Linked DNA regions of Homo sapiens: region 2 is linked to region 1. A link is an interaction called in ENCODE POLR2A ChIA-PET data of the cell type or tissue named here. Cell type or tissue: HepG2. All regions are shown on one strand. Each heading gives the region's core, and the rest is flanking DNA. Links, peaks and the distances in the headings are about the cores only. Region 1 has its middle 70 kb from the start of BRD1. Region 2 overlaps IL17REL (interleukin 17 receptor E like).

Region 1 (9,682 bases), core at 2,637-5,136:
GATTTATGTACAAGTCTGTTTTTTCCCCACACTGTTTAATTTTTTTATTCACCTGTATAGCTTGGCACTTTCACGTTATCACAGATAGAGTGACCTCACTGTTTTTATTTTTTTATTTTTAGAATTAAATTAATTATTATTATTTTTGAGACAGAGTCTTATTCTGTTGCCCAGGCTGGAGTGCAATGGCGCGATCTCAGTTCACTGCAACCTCTGCCTCCTGGGTGCAAGTGATTCCTCTGCCTCAGCCTCCCAAGTAGCTGGGATTACAGGCGCCCACCACCACACCCGGGTAATTATTGCATTTTAATAGGGACGGGGTTTCACTGTGTTGGCCAGGCTGGTCTCGAATCCCTGACATCAAGTGATCCACCTGCCTTGGCCTTCCAAAGTGCTGGGATTACAGGTGTGAGCCACCACGCCCAGCCACCTCACTGTTTTTAAATGTGGCATGGTTTTCCATTGCTTGGACATAACCTAGTCTGTTTAGCCAAGCTCTTTCTGATGGACATTTGGGTTAGTTCCCATCTGAAGTTGTCATAAACAGTGTTACCATAAATAAACTCTATATTCTGGAGGGCAGAATATAAAGTCTACTCCCTGACAAGAAAGAATAAAAACATTTTTAAAAGGCCTAGCTAGTTTTTCTTAACTAGATTGTAAGATAGACTTATTCAACCTGAAGGTGTGGGCTGATGTCACTTCACACTTGAAACCAAGGGGAGCTTCAGGGCCCAGACAAGCTTAGACTACCAGCCATTCAGAATCTACATTTTAAAAGAAAATTGAAGTGATAAAGCTGTGGTTAAACGTGAAATTGAGTTTATAAAATTTGGGCAGTTACTGAGATCTCCTTAAAGATTTGACTGGAAAGTGTAGACAATGTTTGGATCCCTATTTGATCCAATATATGAGATGACTGGGGAAATTTGACCATTGACAAGATATTCGATGACAGGAACGATTGTTTAATAAAAATGTTAGGTTTGCTAGCGATATCATGGTTATCTTTATTTAGAATCCTTTTATTTTAGAGATACATGCTAAAATATGGGAGGGTAACATCATACGCAGTCTGGGGCTGGCTGTTGAATCATTCACCTGGGAGAACAAAATTGTGTGTGGGTGTGTACAAATGTGAGGGGGTGTGGGTACAGATGATTTTTTTTTTTTTTGAGATGGAATTTTGCTCTTGTTGCCCAGGCTGGAGTGCGGTGGCGCAATCTCGGCTCACTGCAACCTCCATCTCCTGGGTTCAAGCAATGCTCCTACCTCAGCCTCCCAAGTAGCTGGGATTACAGGCATGTGCCACCATAACCTAATTTTGTATTTTTAGTAGAGATGGGGTTTCACCATGTTGGCCAGGCTGTTCTTGAACTCCTGACCTCAGGTGATCCGCCTGCCTTGGCCTCCTAAAGTGCTGGGATTATGGGCGTGAGCCACCGCGCCCGGCCCAGGTGATTTTTTTTTAAATTTTAAAGTTTTAAATATATTTAGGGGATACAAGTGCAGGTTTCTTACATGTATACATGACATAGTGCTGAAGTCAGAGCTTTTAGTGTACCCATCACCAGAACAGTGAACACTGTACCCAATAGGTAATATTTCAACCCTCACCTAAACCACATCCTGGGCCCACTGCTCCCACTACTAGCTTCTAAGCAAGCCACCTGGAGGCCCAAGAATCAGCCCCAGGACCCACCAACGCTGCAGCCAGTGTAAGCTGCTCTAGAGCCTAAAAATAAGCACATTCACCCCATCGCTACCAACGGGGCAGCTGCTGTGGTTTGGGTGATGGCGGCAGTGGTGGTGAAGCAACCCACTGGGATCCAAACAGTCTGTGTTCTTGTTGCTGGAAGCTGCGATGGGTTGGGTAGGGGAAGTCCCCAGTCCTGCAGCTGCCCATAGCAGGGCAGTGGGTCTTGTCTTGAGTATGTGTAGGAGAGCCTAGCTTCCCCGTCCTTCCTTGACTGGGCAGCAGCTGCAGCCATGTCAAGTCAAACTTGGCCTGAGGGCAGGGCACAGCTTTGCGTTAAACTCTAAAATTGGTGCCTCGGGCCTGAGACCAGGGAGGGCGGGGCTCCTCCCAGGCAAACAGCATGGGCAGGACGCTGCAGGAAGTGTGGTCTGGTTGGATCTCAGTCTCACGGCAACCTATTGCAGGGCAGTGGGTCTTGTCCTAGACATACATAAGGTAGCCTAGTTTCCCTGTCTTTTCTTGGTTGAGTAACAGCTGCAGTGGTTTCAGCCCAAGCTCAGGCCGAGGTCAGGGTGCAGTTCAGTGCTCAACTCTCCAATTGGTGCCTTGGGCCTGAGACCAGAGTGGGTGGGGTTTCTCCTAGGCAAGCAGCTTGGGTAAGAAGTTGTGTGGAGTGTGGTCTGCTCATGCATCGGTCCCAACAGCAGACCACAGCAAGGTGACAGGGCACCTCCCAGGAGTGTGTGGTAGTGCCCAGTCTCCCCTGTCTCCTTGGAGCAGTGCAGTGGCTACAGCCATGTTGTTAGATCCCTGGTAGTGAGGCTCTCAAAACGGCCTCAGCTGAGGCTGCTCCAGGTTTCAATGCCTGTGAGGTTCTTTGTGGGTTCCCTTTTCTGGAGTGACGTCTCTGTGTAATGTTCAGGCAGCTCCATATGTCGGGCCCGAGGCATGTTTAGGCATGTCCAGGAGACTCCCACCTGGAGGCTGTCAGTTCCTGGCTGGGCAAGCTGCCGTGAGCCCTCTCCTTACTTCCTTCTGGTGCTTCCTGTCTCATCTCTGGTGAATCCTAGCATTCTCTCTGGGATGGTCTGTTCAAAATGTGCACATCTATTTACTATTTTGTTCCTCTCCATGGAAGAGGTACATACTATCTGTGCCTGTCAGCCATCATGATCTCTCCATGGAGGAGGTACATACTATCTGTGCCTGTCAGCCATCATTATCTCTCTGCATATATGTTTTTTTAGATGTATGTTTTTATTTCCCTTGGGCATATGCCTAGGAGTGAATTGCATGGTTATACATTAACTCTCTGTTTAACATTTTTATTTTTTGAGACAGAGTCTCATTTTGTTACCCAGGCTGGGGTGCAGCGATGCAATCTCAGCTCACTGCAACCTCTACCTCCTGGGTTCAAATGATTCTCCTGCCTCAGCCTCCGGAGTAGCTGGGATTACAGGCGTGCACTACCACACCAGGCTAATTTTTGTATTTATAGTAGAGATGGGGTTTCACCATGTTGGCCAGGCTGTTCTCAAACTCTTGACCTCTGGTGATCTGCCAGTCTTGGCCTCCCAAAGTGCTGGGATTACAGGTGTGAGCCACTGTGCCCAGCCCTGTTTAACATTTTAAGGAGCCGCTGGATTGATTTCCAAAGCAATTGCATCATTTTACTTTCCCACCAGCAGTTTACGAGGTTCCAATTTCCCCACATCGCCACCAACACTTGCAATTTTCTATTTTTTCCTGTGTCTTTTGAGATGATCATGTGGTTTGTCCCTTTATTCTATTAATGTATTGCATTAATTGGTTTTTGGATGTTAAGCCAAGCTTGCATTCCTGGGATAAATTCTTTTTTGGTTTTAGGATATAATCCTTTTTATACATTGCTGAATTCTGTATTTTGTTAAGGATATTTGTATCTGTATTCAGAAGGGATATTCTTTCTTGTGATATCTTTGGTTTTGGTTTCAGGGTAATACTGGCCTCAGAATTAGTTGGGAAGCATGTTACTCCAGTTTGCACTGCCATAAAGAATTACTTGAGGCTGGGTAATTTATAATGAAGAGAGGTTTGTTTGGTTTATGGTTCTGCAGGCTATACAGGAAGCATAATGCTGGTATCTGCTTCTGGTGAAGGCCTCAGGAATAATGAGTGAATTCTCCTCACTCATTTCTGCAAGCCATTCTTGAGGCATCCAGCCCTGTGACCCAAATGCCTCCCACTAGGCCTACCTCCAGCATTGGAGATCTCATTTCAACATGAGATTTGGAGGGGACAAGACATCCAAACCATATCTAGAAGTCTTACCTTCTCTTCCGTTATGTTGAAAAAATGTTTGAAGGATTAGCGTTTCTTATTTAAATGCTTGGTAAAGCCCTTCCCTGCCCTGCGCTGCTGGGCCCGTAGGTCTCTGTTGAGCCACAGACGTGGGTCTCTGTTCCATAGGATGGGGTTTGTTAAAATTAAGAATAAGGCCTGCTTTAAGAGATACCAAGTGAAATTTAGACGATGAGGCGAGGGTAAAACTGATCACTATGCTCAGAAACATTTGGTGATACAGGATAAAAATAAACACCACATATCCAAATACAGGATGATAGTTTGTGTAACAAACAGAGATATCATTTGTTAGATTGCTTATGCCCGTATAGAGGGGGATATGATAGTCTGTGTAGCATATGCACACGAACTGCCAAAATATAGTGTGAAGGTTGGCCTGACAAATGACACTGCAGTGTATTGTCCTGGCCTGCTGCTGGCCCGCAGGCTTCTCAATAGGTTTGGCCTGGACAAGATCTAAGAAGGCCAAGTGGAGGTGACTGGCGATGAATACAGTGTGGAGAGCATAGATGGTCAGCTGGGTGCCTTTGTCTACTCTTTGGATGCAGAGCTTGCCAGAACTGCCGCTGGCAATAAAGTTTTTGGTGCCCTAAAGGGAGCTGTGGATGGAGGCTGGTCTGTCCCTCACGGTACCAAACAATTCCCTGGTCATGATTCTGAAAGCAAAGAATTTAATGCAGAAGTACACTGGAAGCACATCATAGGCCAGAATGTTGCAGATTACATGCGTTACTTAATGGAGGAAGATGAAGATGCTTACAAGAAACTCTCTCAATACATAAAGAACAGGGTAGGCCAGGCGCAGGGGCTCACATCTGTAATCTCAGCACTTATGGAGGTCGGGGTAGGGCAATCACTTGAGGTCAGGAGTTCACAATCAGCTGGTCAACATGGTAAAACCTCGTCTCTACTAAAAATACAAATATTAGCTGGATGTGGTGGTGGGTGCCTGTGATCCCAGCTACTTGGGAGGCTGAGGCAGGAGAATCACTTGAACCTGGGAGGTAGAGGTTGCAGTGAGCTGAGATCGCGCCACTGCACTCCAGCCTGAATGACAGAGTGAGACTCCACCAAAAAAAAAAAAGCTTAACTCCAGACATGATGGAGGAGATGTATAAGACAGCTCATGCTGTGGCCGGGCTTGGTGGCTCATGCCTGTAATCCCAGCAGCTCGAGAGGCTGAGGCAGGAGAATCGCTTGAACCTGGGAGGTGGAGGTTGCAGTGAGCCAAGATTGCGCCACGGCACTCCAGCCTGGGTGACAGAGCGAGACTCCATCTCAAAAAAAAAAAAAAAAAAAAAAGAAAGCTCATGCTGCTATACAAGATAATCCAGTCTATGAAAAGAAGCCTAAGAAACAAGTTAAAAAGAAGAGGTGAAAACGTCCCTTGCTCAGAAGAAAGACTGGGTAGTTCAAAAGAAGGCAAGCTTCCTCAGAGCTCAGGAGCAGGCTGCTGAAAGCTAAACCAAACAATTTCTATGAGGATTTTCCAGATAAAGACAATAAGCTTGTTGACAGCAACTAAAAAAAGAGTGTGGTAGAATTCACAAGTGAAGTCGTCCGTCCTTGTGCTTTTCAGTGTGGAAATTTCAAAAATTACTATTTCAATCTGTTTACTTGTTGAGTAAGTCTTTGTAGTTTCCTTCAGTAATTTGTCCATTTAATCGGTTATGTAATTTGTTGGCATAAAATTGTTCATAGCATTCTCTTATCATCCTTTTTATTTCTGTCGGATCTGTAGTGATATCCCATCTTTCATTTTTGATTTTGATAATTTTTTTTTTTTGAGACAGGGTCTTGCTCTGTCACCCAGGCTGGAGTGCATTGGTGCAGTCATAGCTCACTGTAGCCTTAACCTGCAGCCTGGCCCTGAGAAAAGGCCAGCAGGGCAGGAGGGTCACCCAGACAGGTGGACGGGCTGCTGTGCTGGCCTGGTCAGTCGTGCATCTGAAGGGATTTAAGCTGAGGCCATGACATGGCTGGAGGTGAGTTGTAGAAGAGGCCAGCCCAAAGCACTGGCATCCGCACCAAAGCCCCTGTGGACACTGATGTCTGAAATTGGAACTGACTACAGTGGTCAACAGATGCTCTGGGACCCCTACCATAGCCTGGGGGACACACCAGGGACTGGGGCTTCAGCAACAGGAAGAGACCTTCAACCACGGGCTTGTGGTTCATGGGGACTCGGACAGAAGCACACAGTCACTGTGGGGTGAAGGTGGAGGGACACAGCAGGGGCTGGAGAGGGCGGGGCTGTCATTGTGTGGGCATCAGGGCAGGCAACTCTGAGGAGGGGGGCACTGTGCAGGGTCCCCATCATTCACCTGCAGGAAGAGGGGCAGAGCTGGCAGGATTCCAGCCACATGCTGGGCGAGCACGCGTGGGAGGACCTGCTCTGCTGCTACCATCTTGATTTTCTTTATTTTTGCTTTTATTTCCTTAGAGACAAGGTTTTGCTGTGTTGCCCAGGCTGGTCTGTAACTCCTGGGCTCGAGAGAATCCTTCTGCCTCAGCCTCCCAAAGTGGTGGGATTACAGGTATGAACCATGGTGCCTGCATGGGGCCCACAGGTCTGGAGCTGTGCTTTGCTGGGGGCCCCTGTGGGGGACGTGGGAGTCAGGACCCTCCAGCTGTAACAGGAAGGGGCCGGGGGCTGGGGTCATGGCTGGACAGCCCAGTGGAGGTGAAAGTCAAAAGCTGTGGGGAGGGGAGTTAGGACAGCCAGGCCGAGACTCAGAATTCTCTGGAAAGAGGGAAGGTCCCGTGAGTGGGTGGTGTCTGGGTTCTGGGCACTGCACTTGGAGGGGGAACAAGGAAGGGGCAGTGAAGTGGCAGAGGGAGGGCCCCCTGTTACTGGACAGGCAAGACCCCAAACTAGGGCTTAGCCTGGGAGGGTTCTTGGCTTCCCCAAGGGGAATTCAAGGGTGAGCTAGTGGCGTTGGACAGCAGTCTTTCATTGAACGGTACTGCTTCTTGAGGACAGGGCTAACTCCTAGGCAGTGCACCCACAGCCAACAGTGTATGGGTGCTTGGCAGCTATACTTATACCCATGAGAACCCACTTTCAATTACATGCAAATTAAGGATGGGCCAATGCAAATTGAGGGGCAAGTCATTTTAGAATTTTCTAGGAAAAGGGCAGTAGCCTCTGGGTCATTGCCATGAAAAGGGGTGGCACCTTATGGGTTGTTGCCATGGAAAGGGGTGGCACCATATGGGGCGTTGCCATGGAAAGGGGTGGCACCATATGGGTCATTGCCATGGAAAGGGATGGCACCGTATGGGGCGTTGCCATGTAAAGGGGTGGCACCGTATGGGGCGTTGCCATGGAAAGGGGTGGCACCGTATGGGGCGTTGCCATGGAAAGGGGTGGCACCTTATGGGTCGTTGCCATGGAAAGGGGTGGCACCTTATGGGGCGTTGCCATGGAAAGGGGTGGCACCTTATGGGGCGTTGCCATGGAAAGGGGTGGCACCTTATGGGGCATTGGTAAACTGTCATGGCACTGGTGGGCATGTCTGATGCCAATGAGCAGTGAGGGCAGCCAGGGATCTGCCTCTCATCGTCTGCTGGTTTCTGCTGGTTTTTTCACTTCATCCTGCCTGGACCAGGTCCTGGTTGGGTCAGTGGGGCTGGGACCAGAAAACTAGTCCTGCCAGTCTCTTACCTCACCTGAATGCCAAGGGGAGAAGCTTCTAGAAGGAGGAGGGTCGGTGGGGGGCAGGAGCTGGGCTGGAAAGGGGCTGCAGCGGGGGTGGGGCAGGTTGGGTGAAGGCGGTCGGGGTTGCTGTGTGGGGGACAGGGCATGGGAGGGGGCTTCCCGCGGAGGGCCTGCTGTGGAGGGAAGCAGGAGGGTCTGCTCTGGGAGCAAATGTGAGGCGGCCCCACTCCCGTGTCCGCTCCAGGGACCCTGTCCTCCCAGGGATGGGGAGGTGAGGCTGCCCTGCGATGTGCAGTGGCAGGGGGCTGGGAGCTCACAGAGGAGATGCTGCCGGGCCTGCTGGGAGCCAGGCTGAACTGCAGACAGGCAGGGATGCCGGCAGTGGGGACGCTGGGCTCTGCCGCAGATGCCTCCCCTCCTGCAAGACCCCTCGCAGGGGTGTGGGCTGCGGAGGCTCCCGGCCCCGCCCACCTGTCCGTGCCCTGAGGAGTGGAGGTGAGGGCTGAGCCCTGGAGAACAGGGTTGTTCTGATGATGAGTGATATTTCCAGTGTCCTCTCCTGCGTCCTGCAAGACAGGCTGTGCCCGGCGACTTCCCAAACAAAACACTAAATGCTTGGCATGAGGTGTTGGAGGAGGTGCTGCTGCCTGGCAGCAGATGCTGGCAGGAAGACACTGGGTCTCCGGGCAGAGGCCCAGGACGTGCCCCCAGGAGTCCTTCCCCTCCTGTCCCATGCGATGCTTCTCCGGGCCTTTGACGAGTACTTCAGAACATCTCATCTCATCCCTGCCACTGGGCACAGCTGGGGCCTGGAGAAAGGCACAAACTTATAAGAGGAAAGAGCTGTGAGGAAGGTGATGTTTCAGTGGCTAAACAGCCACTCTTCTCCCAGGAGCCATGCACTGAACCCACGTACACCAGAGGCCCATGGGCAGGTCTGGTCCAGGGAAGCCAAGGACAGGCCACACACATCCACAGCCTGCGGGAGGGTCCTGGCGAGTGTCCCCTGGGACCAATGGCTCCCTCAGGCCACTCTGTCTTGCCAGGGGAGTCAAGAGGTGCCCAGAGGTCAGATTCTCACCAAGGGAGCGCCAGGCAGGCTCTGAGAGCTGCCAGAGGCCAGAACCCATATCCTAACGCATTAGCCGTCTGGCCCTGCCCCATGTGTCTTCAAGGGGACAAGACTGGAGGGCAGAGTGGAGGAGATTCAGGTGTCCAGGCACCTGCTGCCAGGTGGGAAGTGTGATGAGGCCTCTCCCCACACTCCCTGCTTTGTGGAGGAGGCTGAGCGCAGCGGCCCTGGCCCGAGAGAGCCCTTGGGGTGCACGTGCCCCAGCAGGTGCGTCTGTGCAGGAGGCTGAGCGCAGCGGCCCTGGCCCGAGAGAGCCCTTGGAGTGCACGTGCCCCAGCAGGTGGGAGGCCAGCCCCACCCTGGATCACACCTGCCGTCCCTGGCGGTTCTGAGAAATTGCACTGTGAATGATGAGGTTCAGCTGGACTTTCTCCTGATAGATTCCTGCAAGTTAATTGAAAATAAAATGCACAAGCTTTTCTTTTAATGAGAAAAGGCAGATGTAGCTGGAACTAATCAGTGGGGGGCTGGGGCAAACTCAGAGACTGTGGAAGGAAAATAGAAGTTTGAAGGCATTTGAAAAACACGGCAATTCTCCCCAAACAGTGCCACGGTGATGCATTAATATCCTGAGTTCCGAGTTGTTGCTCCCGAGGCGATGACGACCCGTTACCCGGCACAATTCCCAGTTCCACTGTCGTTATCTCTTAATTAAATCACATTACTGTGGGTTTGCTGTCACAGTTTTACTGATGGTCCCTAGGAAGCTGCTTGGAGAGCCAGGAGCTGCAGCGTTCGGGGGCTGGCCTGGGCCTGAGGTCCACGAACCACGGCCCCTGGGCCCCTTCCAGCTCTGCTCCCCACCCGCACCCATCACTCTGCTCTTGGGGTGGTCCTGGCCCTGGCT
Region 2 (9,682 bases), core at 3,768-6,267, 250 kb before region 1:
GGCATTCGTGGAACAAGGAAGAAAGCAGGCTGGGATGCGTGGGAACCGGTGGCAGCAGGGGAGATGGGCGGGTTCAGGTGGGAGGGGTGTCCACCGGATGCCACCCTGCAGTGGAGATGGAAAACAGGGAGGGGGCAGGCCTGGGGATCCTGGCTAGGAGGGGGAAGGAGAAGCGAGAGATGAGACCTCAGAATCGACTTTTGCCTCTGGGAGGAAATGGTCCCTGAGTTGGGAGACATGGGGGGAGGCGGCCTTGAAGTGCAAGCTGGAAAGCTTTGCTGAGGCGGCTGCGGGGTATGCAGGCAGCCTCCCGGTCCGAGGTGTGACCGCGCTGTCCACGCTAGGACGGCCAGGTGATCCTGGGGAATGGGTGGGGACCAAGATTGAACCCTCAGTACTCCAAGGAAAGGGGCAGGGGCAAGGGCAGGGGCTGAGGCGGGTGGAAGAGGCCAGGAAGGAGGGGAAGTGCTGGAGGGGAGAGGAGAGGAGGGGTTTGGCGGGGCTGAGGGAGGGTCTCATGGAAGATGGGGTGGGGAGGGTTGAGCAGGAGGGGTCAAGGGGTGACAAGAGGAGCGGGAAGCTGGAGGTGGGTGTAGGGGCGCTGCCTGGGCAGCCTTGGACAGGGCGGTGGTTGCGAGGGGGCGCGGGAGCCCCTGCCCGCGGGGGGAAGCCAGGGAGGGGAGGCTGGGGCTACAGCCGCGCCCTGGGGGGGGACCCGCGCGGGTGACGGCGGGAGGCTGGGCCGCATGCAGGGGAGCTTGGGCGGGGTGGGGCCGCGAGCAGCCGCCCTGGGGGTTCCCTGCACACCCCCCGACGCCGGCCGCTGGGAAGCCCCGAGAAGCACGACGGAAAACCCCGTGCGGGGGAGGCGCCCAGCGCCCGGGCTCAGCCCCCCCCCGCCCCCGCTCCCCCCACCTTCCCCCCAGCGCGCCCGGGTCCCGCTCCCCGTGCCGTGGGGCAGGGGCGGGGCAGAACCGCGCGACGTTCCGCGCCCCCGACAGCGGCTTCTCCTGCAGCCCCAGACACTCGGGCCACGGGGCCAGCCCTGGGTGGGCTTCAGAGTCCAGGAAGTCAGGAGAGAGAGCAGACGCCCTTCGCCTCTCCAGCCCACCCCGGCCTCCGAGCCCCCAGCGGGGATTCTTTCTCTCCTGAAGGTGGATGCGGGGAGTCCAGGCCACAGTGGGCGCCCAGAGGGGCTTCAGGGCACCTGGCGGGAGGGAGGCCCGGGGACCCACGCCACTGCCCCCCTGCAGTTCCACACAGGCGGCCTCACTGGGCCTCCCCACGCTGCCTCCGCCGCTCCCTCTGTGCCCGGGCTGGTCTGGGCTGCCCTCGCCTGCCCACCTGAGGCCTGCTCGGATCCCGTTCCCCAGAGGCTGCCCCGGGTGAGCCCGGCCCCTTTTGCCTGGGCGGAGCCCTCAGCAGCCTGGGGTCAGCTCCGCCGGCCCCTCGTTTGAGGCCCTGCTCCCCACCAGGGGCCGAGGCCGGGGCTTCCATCAGGACGCTGGGTCCAGCCTGTATACTCCGCCCACGGGCGGCGGGTTTCGTGGCCATGGCAGGCGGAGGAGGGTCACTCACGGCAGTCTCTGGGGAGTTATTGGGGTGGTCGGCAAATGGGTAGAGACGGTGGGGTGAGAACGAAGACTCAGAGGCCATCTGCAGGGTGGGGTCCTGCGCTGGACCCTGGAACAGAAAACAGTTCACTAGTAGCACGTGATTCCACACCAGACTGAGGGTCACTGACTGCCGCCGATTCCACACCAGACTGAGGGTCACTGACTGCCGCCGATTCCACACCAGACTGAGGGTCACTGACTGCCGCCACCCATGTGGCTCCCCAGGTTTTGCAGATGCACGGGAAACTGTTGAGATGAGGGGATCCTGGGTAAACTCTCTGTAAATCTAAACATATTCCAAAATAAAAAATATTTAGAAGGAGGTGTAGCCACCGGTAATGCCCGCTCCACAATTCAAGGAACAGAAGTGGGCCCGACTTTTATTTTTCCGTGTTCCCACCTGGGCTAGGAGCAGAAGTCCAGGTCTCCATCTTGAGCTCCCCCCACCCCCACCCCCACCCCGACAGCCTGGGCTTCCCCGTCCGGTCTGTAGAGGGTCAGCTCTTTTCAAGAATGGAGCGGCTGTGTTGACCGCGGGCTGCACAGTCCAACACCCCAGGCTCAGTGGCCGCCCCCAGGGGGCCTGGACTCTGGGGGTCCTGCCCTGCTCTGAGGGCGCCAGTGCCACCCTGTGCTCTCGGACCTCAGCTCCCACGCCGTTGGTGCCGGGGTGCCGGGCGCCTTCTGCCTCACCCACAGGCTGTCTGCGAGCAGCCTGTCCCACAGGACCCTTCTGCCCCGTGGGAGCCTGGCCACAAGTCCTCATGCCCCTCTTTGAGTGCCCTTGGTCAGGTTGGGCTGGGGATGATCATAAATCAGGAGTGCAGCTTGGACCTGGACCATCCAGGACCTGTTCACTGCACGGCATGCCCCCGCCCCGCACCACCAACTCAGCCTCACTTGCTTCCAGGCCCATGAAATTGACCTCTATGAGGCCCCCCAAGCACCCCTTAGATTTATAACCTGCACCCCCCACACTATCCGGACCCCTCTTGCTCCTCCTGACCCCTCTGTTATTTTCCCACCCCTTTATTTTAGTTACACAGAATATAAGTTGCTGATTTCCCAGGTTTCGGATCGTTCTGTCTCCCCCTTCTCGGAATGTGAGCTCCTGGAGAGGTGGGGATGGTTCAGTTTTCCTCTGTTCATGAATCCCAGCACCTAAGCGAGCCTGGCACGTAGTGGGTGCTCTGCTAGTGTCCACTTAAACGCACAAGTGGGTCGGGGAGCTGGGGCCTGAGGGTCCAGAGGGATTCAGACCACACTGTTTACTAAGTGACCGCCGCATGCCAGCCTTGGGCCAGGCCCCTGACACTGAGGAGAAGCCAGGATTCAGGGCAGCCCAGGACCCCCAGGAGTGAGGGACAGGGCAGGAGCAGGATGGGCTGGGGAGGGGGTGCCCTCAGCCGCTCACCCCTCTCACTGTTCTGTCCCCAGGGCTTTGCCTGCAGGAGCCACAGGAACCGTGAGTACATCTCAGCCCCGGGGGATGCTCAGGGCCTGGACTCCCCACCCCAGGCTACCAGGGCCGCTTTGTCCACCGTGGGAGGCAGGTCTGTCCTGCAGTGTCCCCAGCAGCTGGGGTTCCCTTCTGGGCAGGGCAAACCTCTATCACTCACCGATGCGTGTGGGACCCTGGCCACACCCAGGCAAGGCCACCCTGGCTCCTGGCCAGAGGTGGGCCTGCCAGAGAGTCCCACGTCTCCACTTAACGCACAATGCCTCGTTGCGTTCCAAACCGGCCGCCCAGAAGCAGCAGGTGGAAAACCCCGTCTCCTCTAGCAAAGCTTTTTCCCTGTGTAAAGTGATCCCTACTGGGCCTTTAACAACTACCTTGTCTTTGTTAAACAGCGTATCTATTTATAAAAGGACTCTGAGTGATGCAGATGCCACAAGGAAGAAAGTTAAGGCTCACTGGAAAGCCTCCATGTAGAAATAAACAGTGTTTACCTAGGCAAACATTGCTCTAGGCATTTTGGGGTTTTTTTTCTTATTTTTGATTTTCATAGGAATAGACCTGAAGTCTTCCTATCTCTGGTTGGTCAACCAAACCCAGGCTGTTCTCAAACTCCTGGGCTCAAGCGATCCTCCTGCCTCGGCCTCCCAAAGTGCTGGGATTGTGAACTTGAGCCACCATGCCTGGCCTGTTCTAGACATTTGTGTAGCCAAATATACAGATATTTGCAGGATAAACAGATAAAAATTATTTTATAGAAATGAAATTACCTTATGTCATTTAAACTATTTTATTTTTACTTGAATTTAACAGAAAAATAGATGGCTAAACTTTACTTAAATGTTTCTTCACCTCAAGGACCTCTAAGCTTAAGGGAGGAGATTAGATCAGCTTGGCCCCTGCGCAAGGATGACATGCAAATTCACAAAGCGGACTATAGTAACAAACAAACAACAAATGCAAAGCATGGCTGATGCGGTGGCTCACACCTGTAATCCCAGCACTTTGGGAGGCCGAGGCAGGTGGATCACCTGACGTCAGGAGTTCGAGACCAGCCTGGCCAACATGGTGAAACCTGTCTGTACTAAGAATCCCCCCCCCAAAAAAATTAACTGAGTGTGGTGGCACTTGCCTGTAATCCCAGCTACCTGGGAGGCTGAGGCAAGAGAATCACTCGAACCCAGGAGGCAGAGGTTGTAGTGAGCCAAGATTGCACCATTGCACTCCAGCCTGGGCAATGGAGTGAGACTCTGCCTCATAAAAACATAAATAAACAAATAAAAGATAAAGCTCTTTAGTATTTCTAATAGATTTCCTATGGAGTCTCCTTTTTTAATGATGATCACATATTCTGCAGCTAATGACAGCTCATAAACCTACGCATTGGGTGGAGGGGGCGGATCTTGTGGAATTGGCTCAGCTCTCCAGGGCAATGGTGAATGAGGGAATTCCTGTTTGAGTCCTGATATTAATAGTAATGATTCCAAAGGTTTACTGTTCAGTATTAAGTTTATTGGATGTTTGCACTAGATGTCCCTGATCTAGACAAAGAGGTGCCTTTCTTTTCCTAGTTTGCTAAACATTCTTTCATCATGAATAGGTATTGAATTTTATGAAAAATTTCTGCATCTATGAAAATTGTCATATAGGTTTTTTAGTTTAACATCCCCTCCCTTTTTTTTTTTTTTTTTGAGACAGAGTCTCACTGTTTTGCCCACGCTGAAGTGCAGTGGTGCAATCTTGGCTCACTGCAACCTCTGCCTCCTGGGCTCAAGCAATTCACCTGCCTCAGCCTCCTGAGTAGCTGGGATTACAGGCATGTGCCACCATGCCTGGGTAATTTTTTGTGTATTTTTAGTAGAGACAGAGTTTCACCATGTTGGCCAGGCTGGTCTCGATCTCTTGACCTCATGATCCGCCCGCCTCGGCCTCCCAAAGTGCTGGGATTACAGGCGTGAGCCACTGCGCCCGGCCCCAATCTGCTCTTAAAAATCACCCGTTGTATTTTAATTCTGTCGTGGTGGTTTTGTTTCTAGGAATTCCATTTCTCTCAAGTGTGCCTGGTCCCTCATCACAGCCTTTCCTGCTGCCTGTATTTTCAAGCCTGTTTTTTCGCCTGCTTGGCCTGTGGCTTGTTACTGGAGGACACCTGGGCCCACCCTCTCCACAGCGTCACTCTGGGCTCTCTGCTTCCTGGTGTGCTTGTTTACCTTCAGCGGCTCAACGTCCCAGGACTCAGGGCCTCCCGGAGGCTGGATTCCTGTTGCTCCTGGGTGGTGCCAGGAGCAGTGTCTGACTGTCGGGGCCGTTTAAACCAGATTCACAGACTGAGGTTTCATGGGTCTTCCTGGTGGGCCCAACCTGGGCTGTGAATCTGTACTGGGTTGTGGGCTTTGGGGGAGCTTTCTCTCCCTGCTCCTCCACTCAGCGAGTCTGGAACAGTGCCTGGGCTTTGGGGAGAGGGTTGGTCCAGCTCTGGCTAACCCAGGTCAAGGCCTAGCTCAACGTGGGGAAGTTCTTCCTCACCATGTGCTGGGGCCTCCCCACAAAGCCCTCAGCTCCCACTGGGTTGGAAACGTTCCCTCCATCCTCCACCCCTGTAAAGCAACCTCCTACGCCCTGCTTTCCTCAGCACCCCCATCCTGATTATTTTCGCAGCTCTCCTACGTTTCTAGGAAGGTTTTTAAAAAAACATATGTTTTTTTCTCCAGCCCAATTGGTACTTTTCAGCAGTTGAGTTGGTGCAAATGGCCGGGTCTCCCATATGAGGGAAGTGTAGTCCCAGGGTGTTTTTATTTTTATTTTTGGTATATTTTATTTTTTTATTTTCTGGGGGGTAGGGGGACAAGGTCTCGCTTTGTTGCCCAGGCTGGAGTACAGTGGCGCAATCTCGGCTCACTGCAACTTCCGCCTCCCGGATTCAAGGGATTCTCCTGCCTTAGCCTCTCAAGTAGCTGGAATTACAGGCGCCCAGCAGCACCATGCCCAGCTAATCATTGTATTTTTAGCAGAGACGGGGTTTCACCATGTTGGCCAGGCTGGTCTCGAACTCCTGACCCGAAGTGATCCGCCCGCCTCGACCTCCCGAAGTGCTGGGATTACAGGCGTGAGCCACCGCGCCCGGCCCAGGTATTTTTAAACACACAGAGTTGTCCTCAGCCTCCTCCTCTGTCAACACCAGCTTGAATTCCCAATTCCCCATCGTGTTTTCCCATTCCCTGCTCCTCGCTGCTCCTTTCTGTAACCCACTTGTTCCTGTTGAGCTCCCTTCTCCTTCCTGAAGCAAGCACATCTGTTAGGCGTTTTTTCAGTAAGACTCTGTGGATATTATTTTTATGCCTTATTTTGAATAAGGCAAAACATATTTATTGCTAAGTGTTTATGATGAATTGTAGTTTCACAGTTTTTTCCACACAGTAACAATGAATTCTGTTTTGTACCACACTAATCTTGTGTGTTTCTGCTTTACTCACCCTTCCTTCTACACAGCCTCCTCTTCATTTTGTCAGCTTAGTTGGGACAAGATCCTGTTCTTATTTTTATACATTTTATTTCACAATGAGCAGCTTCTCCTCCTGCGCCCGTTTCACTAACTCTGTATATGTCCTCATTTTCCTTGCTCACCGTGAGTCCTTCTCCTCCGTGGCTTCACCTTTTTTTTTTTTTTTTTTTTTTACTTTCTGGTTTTGATTCTTTCTTGGTTGCCTGGAATAAGTCTTTGTCTTTTTTCTAGAAAGGGTCAAAAGATGCAGATTTCTCATTTCTTGCATAAAGGAGGTTGTCTTTTTTTTTTTGAGATGGAGTCTTGCTCTGTCATCCAGGCTGGAGTGCAGTGGCATGATCTCTTCTCACTGCAACCTCTGCCTCCCTTCCTCTCCTACCTCAGCCTCCCGAGTAGCTAGGACTACAGGTGTGTACCACCACACCTGGCAAATTTTTGTATTTTTAGTAGAGACAGGGTTTCACCATGTTGGCCAGGCTGGTCTCGAACCCCTGACCTCTGGTGATCTGCCCTCCTCGGCCTCCCAAAGTGCTAGGATTAAAGGGGAGTTGTTGGCCTCACACATATGGATGACAACATACACACCGAGCTCTAAGGCACAGTCATTTCTCTGAAGATTGCTGCATACCAAGCCCCGGGGATGATGCTCCAAGGGAAGGAAACACCAGCCTTGGGAACAAAGCTCCCCTCACTCCCCTCCCCACTCCCTAGCACAGCCTGGCTTTTTATCCCCAAACCATCCAGCTTTATTTTTAAATTTTCAATTTCTAGTTATTCTTTGCTAGTATATAGAAATACAGTGTTTGGGAGGCTGAGGCAGGTGGATCACTTGCCGTCAGGAGTTCAAGACCAGCCTGGCCAACATGGCGAAACCCTGTCTCCACCACAAATTAAAAAATTAGTCGGGTGTGGTGGTACGCACCTGTAGTCCTAGCTACTCAGGAGGCTGAGACACAAGAATCGCTTGAACCCGGGAAGCAGAGGTTGCAGTGAGCCGAGATCGCACCACTGCACTTCAGCCTGGGCAACAGAGTGAGGCTCTGTCTCAAAAAAAACACAAAAAAACAAAAAACTAAAACAAACAAAAAAGAAATAGTGGATTTTTGTATATTGATCTTGTATTCTGCAACTTTGCTAAACTTATTAGTTTCAGTGCCTTTTTTGTAGATACTAGTGTTTTCTACAGAGACAATCATGTCATCTACAAGGGTACACAACTTTCCTTCTTCATTTCAAAGCGAGAAGCCTATTTCTTTTCCTGCCTCATTGTGTGGAGTAGGGTCCCCCCTGCAGTATTGAGTCGAAGTGAGAAGAGCAGGGATCCTTGTCTTGTTTTTTATCTGAGGGGTGGAAATAATCTATTATTTCACTGAGAAATGTTATGTTACATATAGATTTTTCACAGATCATCTTTATCAATTTGAGGAAATTTCATTCCCTGTTTGCTGATATTTTTTCTTTTTAATCGGGAATGGATGGTGAATTTTGTCAAAAAATTTTTCTGTGACTATTGAGATGATAAGTGGTTTTTAAAATTTTGTCAGTTGGGTGCAGTGGCCTCTCAAAGTGCTGGGAATACAGGTGTGATCCATGCCCAGCCTTTTTTTTTTTTTTTTTTTTTTTTGAGATGGAGTCTCACTCTGTCTCCAGGCTGGAGTGCAGTGGCACGATCTTGGCTCACTGCAACCTCTGCCTCCTGGGTTCAAGCGATTCTCCTGCCTCAGCTTCCTGAGTAGCTGGGATTACAGGCGTGAGCCACCACATCTGGCTAATTTTTGTATTTTTAGTAGAGACAGGTTTTACCATGTTGGCCAGGCTGGTCTCAAACTCCTGATCTCAGGTGATCCGCCCGCCTTGGCCTTCCAAAGTGCTGGGATTACAGGCATGAGCCCCGCCCGGCCCACTCCCTCAAATTCTCTTGGGTTGTTCTTTCTCCACCTCTGGTCGTTCCCTCACATGCCTGTGTTCATGAATACTCCACAGAGTATTAGCAAAGTGGATATTCTCCAGAGCTCTCTCTGCGTTATCCTCTCCCCTCTCATACTCGGTCCGGCTGCCCAGACTCTCTATCCCAGTTTCTCCTCTCAGGGAGTGTGCCAAGCTCCACTTGGGATCCACCCCCACCACTGCCTGAGAACACTCCCCAGACAGTGGCGCATTCCCAGAGCTCACTGTGGCCGTTTCCTGTCTCCCAGGACTCACTGTCCCTCACTTTCTCACGCCCACTTGTCTTGAAACCATTGCTCATGGATTTTGCCTTGGTTTCCCAGCTGTCTCAGGCAGGAGGATAAATCAGATCCCTGTGAGTCCATCCGGACTACAGTGGGAATTTGTAAGAGTTGGATTTCTGGCTGGGCGTGGTGGCTCACACCTGTTATCCCAGCACTTTGGGAGGCCGAGGTGGGCGGATCACCTGAGATCAGGAGTTTGAGACCAGCCTGGCCAGCATGGTGAAACCTTGTCTCTATTAAAAATACAAAAATTAGCTGGGCGTGGTGGTGCGTGCCTGTAATCCCGACTACTCGTGAGGCTGAGGCAGGAGAATTGCTTGAAGCTGGGAGGCGGAGGTTACAGTGACCTGAGATCACTCCACTATGCTCCAGCCTGGGCGTCAGAGCGGGACTGTCTCAAAAAAAAAAAAAAAAAAAGAAAAGAAAAGAAAGAGTTGGATTTCTTACCCATAGCATATTCGGACTTCATTCCCAGTGCCCCTTTGAGGCACAGAGTTACTGGGTGGAAGGTCTCAACCGTCAGTTGTCTAGGTTCTTGCTGTGTTGAACAAAACACACAAGTAAAGCAACAAAAAATAATGGAGTAAGGAGGGCACAGATTTACTGAAGCGAAGGAGCACTCCACAGAGCGGGAGCAGGCCGAAGCAAGCAGCCAAGGCCCCAAATGCAGTGCTCCGCAGGGTTTTCATAAAGCTAAAAGAATTTGGTAACACTCCTAGCTGCCCTTTGGAGGTTTCCAGTGGGTTACACCCTGTGGAGGATCGGCCTGCAACCAATCAGAGGCTGAAGTGAAGTCTCATTATCACAGGAGGGAGGCTGTGGCCTGTGCTGCCTAATCTTGCCTGGAACTGGCTGCACCTGCTGTTCTTTTGCTTCT

The links. ChIA-PET counts read pairs that join two places held together with the same protein. Peaks named below come from ENCODE experiments on the same cell type or tissue, not always from the same donor. Only the 100,000 strongest peaks of a DNase experiment are listed, where the experiment ranks them.
Region 2: POLR2A ChIA-PET joins it to region 1 with 9 read pairs; 3 of 35 experiments call an interaction of 5 or more read pairs at or near these places.

What each region holds. Positions count from the first base shown.
Region 1 is chr22:49,753,447-49,763,128 of GRCh38, reverse strand. It overlaps the pseudogene RPL5P35. Among named protein-coding and RNA genes, the nearest start is that of BRD1, 70 kb to the left of the region's middle. RefSeq lists an enhancer at 2,525-2,824. In HepG2, for the core only: no CTCF peak of the experiment used is centred there; no DNase peak of the experiment used is centred there; H3K27me3 peaks cover 833 bases.
Region 2 is chr22:50,002,036-50,011,717 of GRCh38, reverse strand. IL17REL (interleukin 17 receptor E like) reads left to right here. Exons shown (of 15, transcript NM_001371417.1): 2 at 3,054-3,081. Among named protein-coding and RNA genes, the nearest start is that of IL17REL, 5.9 kb to the left of the region's middle. RefSeq lists silencers at 583-632, 643-962 and an enhancer at 9,441-9,682. In HepG2, for the core only: no CTCF peak of the experiment used is centred there; a DNase peak (open chromatin) is centred at 5,277; H3K27me3 peaks cover 483 bases.